2 separate regions of the Homo sapiens genome follow, and region 2 is linked to region 1. A link is a loop called in an ENCODE intact Hi-C map of the cell type or tissue named here. Cell type or tissue: Calu3. All regions are shown on one strand. Each heading gives the region's core, and the rest is flanking DNA. Links, peaks and the distances in the headings are about the cores only. Region 1 overlaps MYLK (myosin light chain kinase). Region 2 overlaps KALRN (kalirin RhoGEF kinase).

Region 1 (2,918 bases), core at 130-2,629:
AGCTGTGACTGCCTGTCTGGGGCAAGTGGCCTCTCCCTTGTTCCCTGCCATCAGCCCGCTGAACCCTCTCTGGGCCTTCAGACTCCCCTCCCCTGCTGCCACCCCTCCCAGCTGGGAATAGACAAAGGGCAATGTTGAAATCACTTGAAATCCAGAGGAGGAGTCCAGTCCACCCAGGGCTTCCAGACAGGAAGCTACTCCCCAGCTGAGGCTGGCTGGATTACCAAGGGGGAGGAGGAAGAGGGCAGAACAGTTGGCAAGTGTTAGGCCTCAGGGCAGAGGACTCTGGTTGAGGGGATTCCAGGCAAAAGTCCTCCACGGTCTGCTCAGATGCTTGTTAGTTATAAAGCTTCATAGGCCATCCCTCTGCTGAAGAGGGAAATGGCTCTCAGGGAAGTGGCGTGTGTGTTCACGCACGTGTGTGTGTGTGTGTTGGCAGAGAGGTGGGATCAAGTGACAGGTCATTGTAGGTCATTTCTGTGGAGCAGATGGGGTGGGATCATATTAAAAAGGCAGTGCTGATTAACCCACACTCCATGAAGCCCGGCTAATGTTGGCTCTGACCTTCACCACTACCACCACAGCCACTGCCACTCCTGCCTCTCGCTCTTCTACTTCATTCTCATGCCTCATTTGCATCCCTGTTGGTACCCTAGCCCTCATCCCACATCCACTCACCATGTGTTCTGTGCCCCTCCTGTGTTCTAGGCACTGCCATGGGCACTGGGGATACACTGGGGGACAAAGCATGGGTTCCCCGTGGAGCTCCAGTGGCTTCTCTATGCCAGAGCCACTCCTAAGACTAGGGTCCCTGAACTGACAATGTACTCCCAAACCCAAGTGCACAGAGCCAGAACCTTACCACAGCCCCGCTCCCTCCCAGCCCAGCCAGGTCTTGAACTGTACTCCTCCTCAAATCCTGCTGTCACTCAAATCCACTCCATCCCTGCTCCTTACCCTAATTTGTTCTAGTCTGTATAATTGTTAGCAAAACAGCTACTGTGACTGAGGCTTCTTGCAGAACTGGAGCCTCCTTGCAACCCCCAGGACAGTTCGAGATATAAAGCCTGTACCGCTCCCATCCCAGGCTGCAGCTACGCCCTGGCCTCAGAGGCCGTCTCCGGGGCGGGGGTGCCCTCTAGTGTTCTCTGGGTGTGCAACAGTCCTTGGCTGCAGGAAGGGACAATTCTCTGTCCAGGGGACTGACTGGACTTGTGCCATGTGAGGGTCCTGAGCACTCAGCTGATCCTCTCCCAAACACTCCAGGGTAACGAGACTCTCATCTGTTTGCAGAAATATCTCAGAACCATCTTCCAAATAGCCTTCCACTTAGCTCATGGATCTCATAGCTCATTCTGAACAGATTTTTTTTTTTTTTAAGTTCAGTGGAAGACCCTTCCCTAGTGGAAAGATGGAAACCAGTTCACCTTTCTCAACAACCCTTTATGCACCAAGAGCTCTGCTAATTGAACTGTGGTCTTTCCTCTACTTCTCTCTCACTCCTCCCCTTGTGGTCAAATAGAAGAGAGGCAGGACAAGAAGGGAAAAGCAGAAGGGGATGTAGCAGCCTGGAATCTTTCTCTTTTTTAAAGAGATCGGGTCTCACTCTGTTGCACAGGCTGGATTTGAACTCCTAGACGCAAGCATTCCTCCCGCCTCAGCCTCCCGAATAGCTGGGACTACAGGCACTTGCCACTGCTCCCTGCTTAGTCCGGACTCTTGATCCGAGTTTCCTGCAGCATAAAGGAACACAGTGCACTAGAAAGAGGGGCTGGAATTCCTTGAGAATGATCTAGGTCCTTCCCCCAGAGCATTAGCATGAGAATCAGATCTGCCACAGACCTCTGGGGTGAGAGGCGAAGGTGAGGCATGGATGTGGGCTCATGAGTGAGGCCAGAGGCTGGCCCTGTGGCTGTCTACCTGGACTCACAGTGACAGGCAGGGGCCAGCTCTAGGACTGGATGCCCCCTTCAAGGCACGCAGGGAAAGCCTCCTGCTGCCGGGCCATTGGCAAGACTGCTTCTCCTGACACCAGGCCAGGAAAGCTGCCCTCTCCTTTCCCTCTCACTCTGCTGCTTGGAATACACTGGTCTCCATGCCACGCCGGGAAAATGTGGCACAGGAACAAGAAATAAAGGATGACTCAACTGGTGAACCACTATATCAGGCAGCAGCACCACAGGTCAAGACAGGGGCCTCCCTGACAGTAAATAGGATGATTCTGTGTCGAAGACCTAGTCCAGTGACTGGTCCACCTGGTGTCCCATCACTCATTGACTCCAATATTGTTGCTTCTCTTAAAACCCTGTTTATAATATCATCACTGAACTAACCTAAATGTCTATTGAACATACTTATTATTCTAGTGGTACTTCTCATGTGTGAGTTCCATATCCCTCCAGCCTTCCTCCTACGTGAGGTAGAACACTAAATGGTTCCCCCAAGATGCAGTAGTCATGAGTTGATGAAAAGTCTGAAACTCTCATCTCATCCTTGGCGATTGTGTGATTCTCTTTAAAGTCATGTCCATTTTAGACTTCTTTCCCAACCTCAGAGGCCTCACCTTTTCTGATTAAGACATAGCCCTTCCCTTCAGTGGTCTTGCTTGCCACCTCCAGCTCCATTGTGGCTTTTGGACTGCCGACAGCCAGAGCTCCAGGGCAGGCACCCAGGGCGCTCTCAACAGCTACCCAGTACTCACCCCTGTTTGGGGCCCATGCACACTTTGCCCTGTGACAGCATCTGACAGCCCAAGCAGTAGATTGAGGAGCTGCTGTTTCTGTCTTGGGTATTAACTATGGACTTTAGGGTTCACCACCCTAAAAGGTAGAATGATCAGATTCTCCTGAACACTAACTCCATTCCTGGCTTCTAGTTGCATTGCTCTCAGGTCATCCTTTCCACCTGTGAATTGGACA
Region 2 (2,918 bases), core at 229-2,728, 430 kb before region 1:
AACACTAGGTCAAAATTAACAAGGGCAAATTTCATGTCTGAGATCTACATTTTAAAATAAACATATATGTATCACTCACCCAGTCTTTTGTATCTACCCTAGAGAAGCACTTGTACATGTGTACAAGGAGACGCTGTTTATGATGATTTTAAACACCAGAAATAATCGAAGAATTGCTAAGAAAACTATGGAATATCCACACTGTGAAATACACTATGCAGAAGATTTCCAGGACATGCTGCATGCAGAAAACTTGCAAAATGATATGTTAACCTCAAACACACATACACAATTTACACATTTCTGATGATATCTATCTATCTATCTATGTAAATGCACAGAAAGATCTGGAAGGACCCCTAATAACTAATACCAGGATCTACCTCCAAAGAGAAACTGAGTTGGTATGGAGTTCAAAAAGGCTTTGGCTTTACGAGTAACCTCTGAAATTTAGAATGTATTTGTGTTAAACTTGTGTCATTAAGCTTTCTTTCTAAAGTACAGCCTTGCTTTTAGCTTTTTAAAAAAAAGTTTTACAGTGTGGGAAAGGATACAAATTCTTGGGCTTTCAGTTACCACAAACCTAAGAGGAGTCAGCATTGTGGAAAGGCTACAGAAAGCTAACTCATACTATACAGAAGGTGTTAGAAGTTTCGTGTTCAGACAGCCTGCAAGTACTAGAGTTCACTAACCTGATCTTGTCTGGAACAATGGGTTGGATCCAATTCTGGCAGCAGGAACACTGGCAACATAGAATGCAACTAGAGGAAAGAAATGCTATGGGGATTCTGAGAAGCATGACATCAGAATAATAAATATGGAACTATGACTGTTTAACCTGAAGACAAAAAGATTATGGGGAAACAAACACGTTCCTGCAAATATTTGAAAGCTTATTATATAGATGAATCACTAAACTTGTGAGTTTTTTCCAGAGGTAAACATGAAGACAAATAAATACAAGTGACTTTTCTATTTAAAAATAAATAAAAAGAAAAAACATTCTAACTAACAAGAATGAAAGACAAAATAGCCTGTCAGGCCAGATCATGAGCTCTCTGTCATTGGAGGCATTCAACTAAAATACTTATATAAAAAGACGTTGGGTTTTATTAGAAGAAAAACTATGTAATCTTTAATATCTCCAACAACTCTATGTTCTATGATTCCATATTTTGACTGCAGAATCAATTTTCAATCAATGTAGTCTCATCAATTCCAAATCCCACAGGTGGTATACTCTACCACCAGGTGGCAGTAGATGTCTTGGGCTCTGGGTCCTAAATGTTAGGTGTGGTTAAAAAGCAGCACAGTTTAATACCTTTAAAAATAAAATAATAAAATAAGAGAACAGAGTACAAGCATTAAGCCAAAAAAGTAATCCCTTTTAAAGAAACATGTAAGTATCATTCATAATCTTTCTGATTATCCATCACAATGATTCTTAATCCATTTGTCTTCCTCTTGTACATTTCTTTTGTACAGGGTCTACGGAGACCCCTTATCTTCTGTGGCCTCCTCTCTCTGGTATCAAGTTTCCTGACTTGTATACAGTTCCTCATCCCCACGTCTGTCCTTGATGCAAAAATCCCCTCTGCTTCCTCTGCAGCTGCAGATCATGTTTGCTACTACAGTCTCTCTTCCCGACCCAAGAAGAACTATCTGTAGGGTCAGAAAAACACCCCAGCCTCTTCCTGCTTCTAGCCTTCCTGCTCTGTATCCACACAGCTGAAGCCACAAAACAAGCAAGCAACAAACAAAAACAGAATAGGCCCCACCCTGACAGCATGAAAGTATATGATTATCTTTTCCCAGATAGAAGAGAATAATCTTCCACCCAGCTCTTAAAAGAGAAAACTTTCTGTCTCCAGCCACAGCTGTTGGCTTGGTAAAAGTTGAATACAATCAACAACCCTTGTCCCAGTCCCTAGAAACCTTCAAATGTTAACAACTGCCTTGGTTGAGAGTGAGAGATCACTTCAGAAAACCTAGTACTAAGGAAGTATTTCTGTAAGTGCTTGCGAGTAAATGCAAATAAAACAAGATTTTTTAAACTGAGACTTAAAGCAATTTTACTATGTACCTGAGTCAAGGTTCTACTCATCTTTCTAGTCTCAGGTGGAAGACCTCTTCTTCCAGCAAGCCCTCGAGATGTTAGGACTATGTTTGTTGTCTCTGCTATGTGCTCCCATATCCTCCTCAGTGTCTCCCGTCACAGCCCTGTACCTCCCCAGCCACAGCCCTGTACCTGCCCTGTCACCATCCTTACCACATGCATTATGGCCACTCTACCAGCCTGTTTCCCCATTACACGACAGGGCCTAGACTGTACCTGATGCATTTACCACTGAGCCCCTAAACACAGTAGGACCCAATAAATATCCATGAGGCTATTATAAATACATTATCAATTAACTAATTCATATGGAACCCAAGTCTAGGCAGCTGTTTCACTGAGGTAAATATCCATTCCACAAACACTTTGTGTCTCTTATGCTAGTATAGTACAGAATGAGTCAGACCCAGGTCCTGCCCTCAAACAACATACAGTTGAGTAAGGAAGTCAAGACAAGTACACAAATACCTACAGCACAAAATATATAAAGGAGCACCACAAAAAGATGAATATTAGAGGATGGAAAAACAGGAGCAAAGGCACAGAGATCACCAAGTAGTTCAAGTCACTGGAGCTAAGCCTATGGGACAGGTAATACCGGGGCCAGAGCGTAGAGGTCCTTGAATAATACCTTTGAGTAGTCGGTATATGCCAGGCTAACTGCTTTACATTCATGATCTCATTTATTCGTTGAAACAATTCTATGTAAAACCCCCTATCACAAAGAAGCAAACGGGTCCACAGAAGTCAAGAAAACTGCCCATGATGTCACAGTTGATAAGTGGCAGAGCTGGGATGCACA

What was found. Hi-C counts contacts between places; a loop is a spot of excess contacts. Peaks named below come from ENCODE experiments on the same cell type or tissue, not always from the same donor. Only the 100,000 strongest peaks of a DNase experiment are listed, where the experiment ranks them.
Region 2: a loop joins it to region 1, with 12 times the contacts of the local background. A loop is called at or near these places in 9 of 110 quality-filtered maps.

The regions. Positions count from the first base shown.
Region 1 is chr3:123,650,754-123,653,671 of GRCh38, reverse strand. The region is part of intron 24 of MYLK (myosin light chain kinase); the gene reads left to right. All of the region lies in intron 1 of LOC124909421 (a long non-coding RNA gene), which reads right to left. Among named protein-coding and RNA genes, the nearest start is that of MYLK-AS2, 37 kb to the left of the region's middle. In Calu3, for the core only: a CTCF peak has its summit at 1,126 (motif pointing left); a DNase peak (open chromatin) is centred at 1,131.
Region 2 is chr3:124,077,867-124,080,784 of GRCh38, reverse strand. The region is part of intron 1 of KALRN (kalirin RhoGEF kinase); the gene reads right to left. Among named protein-coding and RNA genes, the nearest start is that of KALRN, 46 kb to the right of the region's middle. In Calu3, for the core only: no CTCF peak of the experiment used is centred there; a DNase peak (open chromatin) is centred at 1,254.